Linked DNA regions of Homo sapiens: region 1 is linked to region 2. The links are chromatin contacts, found by Hi-C or POLR2A ChIA-PET in ENCODE. All regions are on one chromosome and are shown on one strand. The core of a region is the stretch at or near the end of the contact, and the rest is flanking DNA. Distances in the headings are between cores, read along the strand shown. Region 1 overlaps EPN2 (epsin 2). Region 2 holds the start of EPN2-IT1 (EPN2 intronic transcript 1).

What was found. A loop is a pair of places that touch in the nucleus more often than their neighbours do. ChIA-PET counts read pairs that join two places held with the same protein, here RNA polymerase II (POLR2A). Pooled maps may share reads with other maps.
Region 1: a loop to region 2 is called in a map with no recorded cell type, with 5 times the contacts of the local background. The contact joins the enhancer-like site here to the promoter of EPN2-IT1 in region 2. A Hi-C loop is called at or near these places in 3 of 168 maps with a recorded cell type or tissue (GM12878, heart left ventricle and posterior vena cava), 6 of 37 single-sample maps with no recorded cell type and 8 of 50 pooled maps. POLR2A ChIA-PET finds 5 or more read pairs at or near these places in 8 of 52 experiments (GM12878, H1, HepG2 and 5 more).

Annotation. Positions count from the first base shown.
Region 1 is chr17:19,336,619-19,340,967 of GRCh38, reverse strand. EPN2 (epsin 2) reads right to left here. Exons shown (of 11, transcript NM_014964.5): 11 at 4,253-4,349. It also overlaps a transcript of B9D1 not described here. Among named protein-coding and RNA genes, the nearest start is that of MIR1180, 5.8 kb to the left of the region's middle. RefSeq lists a silencer at 2,767-2,976. Within about 2 kb of position 2,332, at least 8 of the 41 ENCODE cell types and tissues checked have a DNase peak (open chromatin) inside an H3K27ac peak, as active enhancers do; they include heart left ventricle, where a contact is called at or near this core.
Region 2 is chr17:19,268,821-19,273,436 of GRCh38, reverse strand. It overlaps EPN2-IT1 (EPN2 intronic transcript 1), which reads right to left and starts at 2,044. Exons shown (of 3, transcript NR_046824.1): 1 at 1,699-2,044; 2 at 162-303. The region is part of intron 1 of EPN2 (epsin 2); the gene reads right to left. RefSeq lists enhancers at 2,242-2,331, 2,342-2,611.

The sequences.
Region 1 (4,349 bases), core at 1,083-3,582, 67 kb before region 2:
CAATCCATCCTATTTTTATTGCATTTCAAAATAAACTGTGAAATCAGGACTCCACCTTCTGTATATTTCAGCACACTTACCATTAACCAGAATCCAGTGTCTGGCTTTAGTGTGTTCTTTTGAGGGGACATTTACGTACAACAAAATGCGTAACTCTTTTTTTTTTTTTTTTTTTTTTTGAGACAGGGTCTTACTCTGTCGCCCAGGCTGGAATGCAGTGGCACGGTCCTGGCTGACTGCAACCTCTGCCTCCCGGGTTCAAGTGATTCTCCTGCCTCAGCCTCCCGAGTAGCTTAAAATTACAGGCACCTGCCACTGAAGCTGGCTAATTTTTGTATTTTTAGTAGAGACAGGGTTTCAGGGTTTCACCATGTTGGCCAGGCTGGTCTTGCACTCCGGACCGCAGGTGATCCGCCTGCACCAGCTTCCCAAAGTGTTGGGATTACAGGCATGAGCCACTGCGCCTGGCCAAGAATACTTTAAGAATGCACAACCAGGCCGGACATGGTGCTGACGCCTGTAATCCCAGCACTTTGGGAGGCTGATGCAGGCGGATCACCTGAGGTCAGGACTGTTAAGACCAGCCTGGCCAACATGGTGAAACCCCGTCTCTACTAAAAATACAAAAAGTTAGCCAGGCATGGTGGCGGGCGCCTGTAATCCCAGCTACTCGGGAGGCTGAGGCAGGAGAATCGCTTGAACCCGGGAGGTGGAGGTTGCAGTGAGCCAAGACTGTGCCACTGCACTCCAGCCGGGGCGACAGAGGGAGACTCCATCTCAAAAAAGAATGCACAACCCAGCCCCAAAGGCACAGAAATGTCACTGTCACTTCACAAAGCTCCTTGCATCCCTGCCCAGTCAAGGTAAGAGATGATGCAGTGAGATTTAAGAGGCTGAAGGCGCGAGTGCCCGGGAAGCCGGGGGGGGGGGGGGGTTGGGCATGTGGGACCCCCTCCATGAGGACAGTCGAGGCATACGGCCTGCAGGTCCACGCTTACTTGCTGTCCATGCTGTCGGTGTCACAAAGCTGCATGTTGACCAGCCTATCTCCCTTTTCTCCTGGCACACCAGAAGACTACATTTCCTAGGCCCCTTGTATCAAGGTGGGTCCATTTGGGTAGTTCTAGCCAAAGCAAAGTATGAAAAGGATCTTCACCACTGAGAGGTCTGACCCACTTCAGGGTCACACAAGCACTTCTCGTTCTTGTCCATGGCACCCTTTGAGGCACACATTGAAGAAAGCAGCATCATAAGGGAGGAGCCTGAGTCTGGGCACCCCAGCTTGCAGAGCACTGCCAGGAACATCTCCATTAGGCTTTTTGTGAGTGAGAAACACTCATAAGATACTGTGCTCAGCCAATGAGAGCTTGGGGTTATTTGATCCTGCATAGCCTATTCTATTGCAAATGATATGAAAATCAGGAGTGGGTTTCTGCTGTAGCCAAAAAACAGAAAAAACAAACTCTTGTTGGCTAAGCAGCTGCGTGGCAGGCAAAAAGAATACAGCTCATAAGCTGGACAGCAGGAGATCTATATTATGCAAGTACAAGACATTTGCTAAGACTCTCATGCTAACTTGGGAGGCAGGTTATGTGCCCCAGAGACAGCAGCTCTAGGGGAAAGGGACAGGCCAGATAGGATGTGCAGTGTGAGTTGGCTACTGTTGACTGCATTTTGGAATGCTATCACAGTAAGGAGGAAAGAACTGGCTAGTTTGCAAGCAGAAATGAAAGGCAACAATCTAAAAAAAATTAGCATCAAAAGGTTGCAAAAGACTTTCTCAAACTCTAATGAGAAAAGGTAAGATTCAAAATTGCTTTCAGCAATAAAGGCATAATAAAACTTCTCATCTGAACAAAATAACTTGGTCTTTTGGTAAATACGGAATTAAGGGGGTGGCTCTCCCATCATGATCCCAGATGGCCTCATGGTAGCTACCATTAAATTGAGAGAAGCATGGAGGTAAGGCAGCAAGGAAATAAGGCAGCTTATGTCTAGGAAAGAATTTTATGTGTGTGCTTGAGTTGTCCATTGCTGTGTAACAAATTACCCCAAAACTTTGTCACTTAAAACCACTATCATTTATCACTCATGATCCTACAGGGGACTGGGCTCAGCTGGGTGGCTATGCTACACTTGATTCTGGCTAGAGCTATTCCACTGAGCTGACCAAGATGATTACTCACATGGTGGGCTGTTGTCTGGGGCTCATGGGGGCTACTGACAGAACACCTCCGTTCTCCCCCATGTGGCCTCTCCATGTGTTTGAAGTTCTCATAGTACGACATGTGGGCTGCCAGCAGAACATGCCAAGAGGTCAAGCTCCATGTGCAGGCATTTATCAAGCCCCTCCTGCCATCATGGCACTGGCCCCATCTAGTCATATGGCCACGCCCATCAGGTGACGGAGACCACACTGGGAGACAAGGTCCATCAGGGGCCACCAAAGTAACACTCTGACCAAAATAATGCAGTTATTTGTACATGGAACTGATTAGAAGTACAAAGATTGCCACATTTTTGATGGAAGTGTGCAAAGTCCATGAGCCTGGACTGAAGCCTCTGGCTCACTCAAAACAGGTCCTGGCCTGGAACCATCCACCCACAGGCAGCAGGTGAGAAAGCTGAGCTTGGCCCAAGAGCTGCAGCCAAGGGAATACAAAAAAGGCCAGCTCCCCACCAGGGGGCAGAGCCCAGAGCAGGGCACCATCAGGTCCTTTCCCTCCTCACCGCAAGGCGACCTCAGTCTGTGCGGCAGCTTCCAGCACTGTGGGGCAGTCTCCCATTCTCTGCTCCTCCAAATGGAGCTGGACTGTGGGTACTGACCCCTGCCCTGCTTTGTTGTTATTGTTGGGGGAAGGGCACAGATCATAGGTCTTTCTAGTTTATAGGCTGTGTCTGCCTTGCTGGAGAAGGCTCTGTACTCCACAGAGCCCAGGACACAGGACCTTACTGTCTATGTTTGAGAAGAAGACTGAAATAACTCTCTGGGAGCCAGACAGTCCGCTGTGATAGAGACTGGCAATGTTAACCAAGCCCATTTCCCCACCTCCCACCCTCCACCACTAAGGAAGCCTGCACTTGCCCATCCCCACCCACCCCACATCTGGATGGGGGCCGAGGGCCTAATTCTGGCACTGGTGTGAGTGGCAGTGAGGCAATTCCAGGCCTGGCTGTAAGAAATCTATGCTTGACCCTTGTCCATTTTTCCCTTCATAGCCACCTTCAGGGCTGTCTGTCAAAGATAGCAGTGTTTCAAGATGAAAGCGGCTTGAGTCCCTGAGTCACTGACTTCTGTGAGAAACTTCCGCGGGAAGCCGCTGAGACCTGGAGATGTGTTACTGCAGCGTAACCAAGAGCATCCCACACACCCTTCTTTCTCTCCTGTCCCCTGCACTGAACGGGCACCCCCTGCCACCAGTCCCTAGCCTCCTAGCTCTGAGTCAAGCTTGTCTGCTTATCCTTGGGTGGACACCAGGAGCCAGGCACTTGCACAGAGAGCAGAGGGCTGCAGGGCAGTCCCAGACCTCCCTCCAGGCTCGTCTCAAGGCCTCTCCAACCCTTCCCATCAGGGTCTCCCAGCCGCCTCTGCCTCGGCCTTGCCTCTTCCCGTGACCAGAGCACCTCTTCCACCTCTGCTGCCTGGAGATGCACGTGTCCTCCCGCCGCTGCCCTCGTCTGGTTGGTGGCTCTGAGGCACAGGCCCTCTGTCGGTCAGCTGTTGCACAGCAAGCCACCTAAGAACCAGTGGCTCCAACAGGCCCTTCCTCTCAGGAACACGCAGTTGGCTGGGCAGCTCCACGCACTCCCTCCCTCTGTTGCCTCAGCTGACAGGCAGTGGCTTCCCAGAGCAGCTCTTCTGCAGCATGGACACAAGAGGAGGCAGAGCACAGGAAGCCTCTGGGGACCCGGCACACTGTCACTTCCACCTCATCCAAAGCAGCCTCCACCAGTGACAAGGCCGCATTAAGAGGGCGGACACAGAAGGGTAAAGGGCAGTGGCTAGCACTTCCCCCAGCACACCCGTGCAGGCCACCAGTCTCAGCACCTCACAAAAGGCACGCCTCCCACCCCCTTTCCCTGAGGTTCAGGGGCAACCAAATGCCCAGCTCACGCGGGCACTAGGACCAGGCTGGTGGCCTCAATAACTGCAGACCAAGCTCCACAAGAATCGGCTCCCTCATCTCCCACCTCTCCAGTGGCACAGGACTGATGAAGATGGGGTGGGAGAAGGACACAGCCAGAAACCGCATCATGGTACAAATGATAAATTATATTTATACAGTAAATAAGTATCAACAGTCAACACAAGTTCAAAACCAGCCACCGGCCTCTGGGACTGAGAAACA
Region 2 (4,616 bases), core at 795-3,294:
AGACTTGACTTCTAGACAGTAGAGCAGGAAAAGGTAAACTGCCCATGTGCTTACTTGTCTCCCCTGGGACTTTCTTCTAAGGAAGAAAGATCCCTGCAGGTGTCAGTTAACCTACTGCCAAAGGGGAGCCAGGAAGGGCTGACTGCATAGGAAGAACCAACCTCTAAAAAAAAGGCTGAGCAGACCCACAGAATGGCCACTTTATTTGCAGGACGAGATGACCAGGCAGAGGCTCCTGAAGGGGAGTAGGAGGTCCACCCTCAAGAAGCCACCTAGGCAGCTTCTCCCAGGATCTGAGAGCCACTGGAACAGACACAGCAGAGCTCAAATTAGATGTCACTTGGCCTCCTAGAACTTGATATGTACTCAATTTTCTAAAAGCAGAAAGCAAGTACCAAAACATACACAAGGAATTTAATTTCTTGTTATCAACATGCCCTTATCATTTAGTCTCTGGGAGGAGCAGCCTGTGGGTGTAGAATACATGGGCAGGTGAGGAAATGCAGTCTTTTTAAAGACTGTGTGAAGAAAAGATGGGGTCTGGAGACCTGGTTTTGGCTGTTCCTGCCAATCCAGGAAAACAGGGGTATGGCAAGGAGCTGCACCTCCCCCTCAGTGTAGAGGATCAAACACTGTGACAGCACAAAGTGCAGGCAGCAACACTCCATAAAGGCAAATGAGAATTGTTGAATGCTCCCCTACCTCTCCTATTCCTCAAAGCAGTCTTACAAATGACCAAATTATGAACAGCATTCTTTTAAAAATCATGCCAAAATGCAAATAACATGATGTGGTAGTGAGAGGAGATGGGAATCCAGGGATCAGGGCCAATGCTGCGACCGCTCTGTAGCACCAAGAAGCCAGTACCCAGGGTCCTCGCTTCTAAAATGATGGAATTAAACCAGATGCTCACCCCAAATCCTTCAGTCCCAAAGGCCCCCATTCTGACCAGTGATTCAATTCCCTGCCATCTCCATGGTGTCATGAGAAACCCAAGCTTCTGATCAGCCCAGCCACAGGTCACCAACTGAGGGAGTAGAATTCCAGCCACAGCCAAGCAGCAGACGTTTTTGTTAGTCTGTGGGGCTTCATGGTGGGCAAAAAACTAGGGCTTCCCTTCAGCCTTTGGAAATGTGAAAAGCAGCCTTCAGAACCCTTCCCTCCTCTGAGGATGGCCGCTGTGACCCTTAGGCAGAGATTCCCCATTTCTCACACACTGTGGCTGTGCTAGAGAAAACACTGGCTGATGGGAGACGATGAAGCCAACCAGAGACTGGGTGCAGTGAACGGGAGCCTTTGATGGCTACTCACCCCCACCCCACAGGACAGGCCGAGCTATGGACTACCATTTGATCAGCATAATTTTCCAGCTTGAGACATCTGAAAAACATGCAGAGCTGCATGGGAAAATCTACATTCCCATGATCTCGTGTTTAATTTAGACCTGGCTGGTGGATGTGGTGGTGCTAACTGCTGGGCTGTCGCCATCTCGCGAGGAGCCTGCGAGAGTGTGGAAATAAAGGAGGGGCAGTGGATCCCCTCAGGCAGGGCCTGCTGACTTTGGGTTTCGGGCACAGTAGTGATGTAACATATTTTCTCAAAGAGAGCTCCAGATGCTGGCCAAGGAACAGGTATTTTTACACTGTGCATGTACAAGTGCAAGACCACAGCTGTGAGAAAAACAAGCGGTTTGCTCACCTCTGCCTTCCCACCTGTGCCTCCAGGAGGTCACATCTAACTCTTTCCATAGTAGCTTCAGAGGAACACGGTAGATTTCTGAACAATGCAGATTTCTGAGGGAGTTACTTGCAGGGACTGGTGGTAGTGATGGTTGATGTCCGCTGAGCCTCATCTAAGCAGCACTGCGGGATGGGCAGTGAGCCAGGATCTTAGAGACCACAAGAGCAGGCTCACCTTAGCTGAAGCTCAAAGGATGAGCTCCTTCATCCCAAAGGTGGGCTCTGGGGCAGAGCAATCCCTGAGGGTTAACTCTTTATGTGCCACCCACATGCTGCACTCTCATTTCCAGTCACTTTCCCTATGACCGGAAGTGGCTCCTGCCTTGCATTCTATGCACCTGCCATTTCCCCCACCCAGCGTCCTTCCTCTATCTGTCACTAGACTGGCTCCTTGTCACTCAGATCGCATGGCCTCCTCAGAACCCATCAGGCACTCTCTATCAACGTCACCAGCTGTCATCTGGAACAGAGCCCCTCCTCTATCTGACATTTCTTATGTGCCTGTTTATCTGTTTCTCTCCTGCCCCCACACCACCCCCCTGAGACCAAGGCCCAGCCTCTTTGCCACTGTCTAGAACAGTGCCTGGCACACACTCAGCCCTCAACAAACACCTTCCATGTGACACAGAAGCAAAAAATAAGAACACTGTTAAAGATACCCATTATCTCTCTACTCAGAGACTGCCAGAGTTCACACCTTGAGGCTGTTCTCCCAGTTCCTGTTTCCCTTTCGGTCTCCATTTCTTGAGTTAAAGGGCAAGTGCTGTATTGTCTGCCTAACAATAAACTGCCTGGGAACAGGAACAGCCCTACCAGGTGCTTAACACATGCTCCACACGAACCAGCACCTGCCGAAGCCCAGGCACCACGGGGCCTGAGAATCCACTCGATGCCCCTTACAGCTGGACTCAGGAGCGACACCAGCAGCCTGGGCAGCAGCCTAGGGCTGAAATATGTAGTTCTCACTCCGGCCACAGGGATTATGTCCTGCCTTTCCAGCTGCATGGTCCGAGGCAAGCTGAGCTTTCCTGAGCCTCTATTTCCACACCTCTCAAATAGAGGTAACAGGTGCTGCTCAGCATGGCTGTGAGGGTTGGTAAGAGTACGACTGGCAAATAAGAGGTGTCCAAATACCTGCCTCCTCTACTGTGTCCTGCCAAGGTGCAATGTCCACAGGGACATTTCTCAGCAGGTTCCTAAGGACAGCTCGGCAGGAGATGAAAGCCTACAGAGGCATCCCTATGAGAACACACTGGGTGGGAATCACCTACCAGAGGGGTGGGTGGCATTGTCCACAAGCATCTCTCTCTAGACTATACACACAACCTGTTCAAAACCATCAACAATCTTGCCTGCCCTTCTCCTCTGCAGCTGGCATTTCCAAGCAAAGTCTCAGATGTGCTCTTTGATACTAGTAACAGAACAGAATTAAAAGAGCAGTAAGAAACAGAAGGGGCTCTCTAAGAAGAGGCTAGTGAATACTAACTGAGCAGGTCACATGTGTCCACTGATGGCATCTTCATAACAATCCTATGGAGGAGTTATTCTTCTTATTCATATCTTACAGAGGAGGAAAAGTGAAGCAAAGAGAGGCTAAGTAACTGACCCAAGGCTGCACTGCCAGCAAGAGGTGGGACTAGGATTTGCTCTCAGACTCTGACTTCTGATCCCATCCTCTTAATCCCTATTCTTATTCTCATTCTTTGTAGCTTTAGACAAATTCAGTGCTCAAAATCGTAAGAACAAGAAACTTTCCTTTGCTGAATCTGCAGGCCTACAAAGGTCCCTCTTGTCTAGATGTTTGAGGCCAAAAGATGGCATGGAAACAACTGTTTTCCAGCCTCATGTTTTGTGGGCCATAATGGATCCTTTCCCCAGTCTCTCACCAAGTCAAACAAGCAGGAGCAAAGATGCTACAGCTAGAAGGGCCTTGGAAGTCAACCACGTGTAGATGCCAGGACCCAGAGCCATTCAGTGCTAAGCCAGGACAGAACCTGGCATTCCCAGCTCCCTTCAGTGCAGCCAGCAAAAGGGAAGAGGCTTTAACGCTATTCAAAGAAACTTTTACCTTGAAATGTGGAAGGTTCTACACGCTGGCAATACAATGGAGTCAGTCAGGGTGGAGGTCCAAAATAACAACACAGAGACTCTAAAACTATTCCTAAAAACGTGTTCTTCAGAACTCACATCCTCAAGAAATGATGCCTCTTTGGCTATTAACAGTGTCTTCTACTAAATCAGTCACACCGACTTTAACACCCTGAGAAACCTGCACTGTTCCTTTGAAATAGCTGTTGTCATCTGAAATACCACTCAGGAAAAAGAGTCTCTTCATGTTGAAAGGTAAACTTCCTTTTTTGGTGCAGAGTAAAAATATTACTTCCCTCTTTCCTCCTCTGCTGGAGACATTCCCAGTGTTTTATTTACTGTGCAACACTGACTGGATATATTAGGAGGAAATGTTCCTTCCCAACTCTTCAATGTCAGAGTCTACCCCACAAAAGGTATGAGCCAGCCCTAATGTTTTCTTGTTGTTCTTCTGTTTTCTTAAATGTTTTATTATGTAACATTAGGTACATATAAGAGAATATGTGCAAACCACATGTGAGGACAAATAAAATAAGTCCCCATGACTCCACAGTCCCCTCAAGGCCTGGAACATGACCACCATGTCCAGCCACCTGGCTCCCCTCACTTCCCTCTCCCCACCTCCTTGACCTCTAAGGCAAACAGCCCTGGTATTGGGTTTTCAGTCCCTCACTTTTTAAAAAAGAACATAATTGTATCACACACTAGTAAAACTGAACAGTATGCAGTCTTCCCCAGCCTGCCTGTGGCATTCTATACTGCTTCTGAGGTTCTCTCTGTTGTTATGCA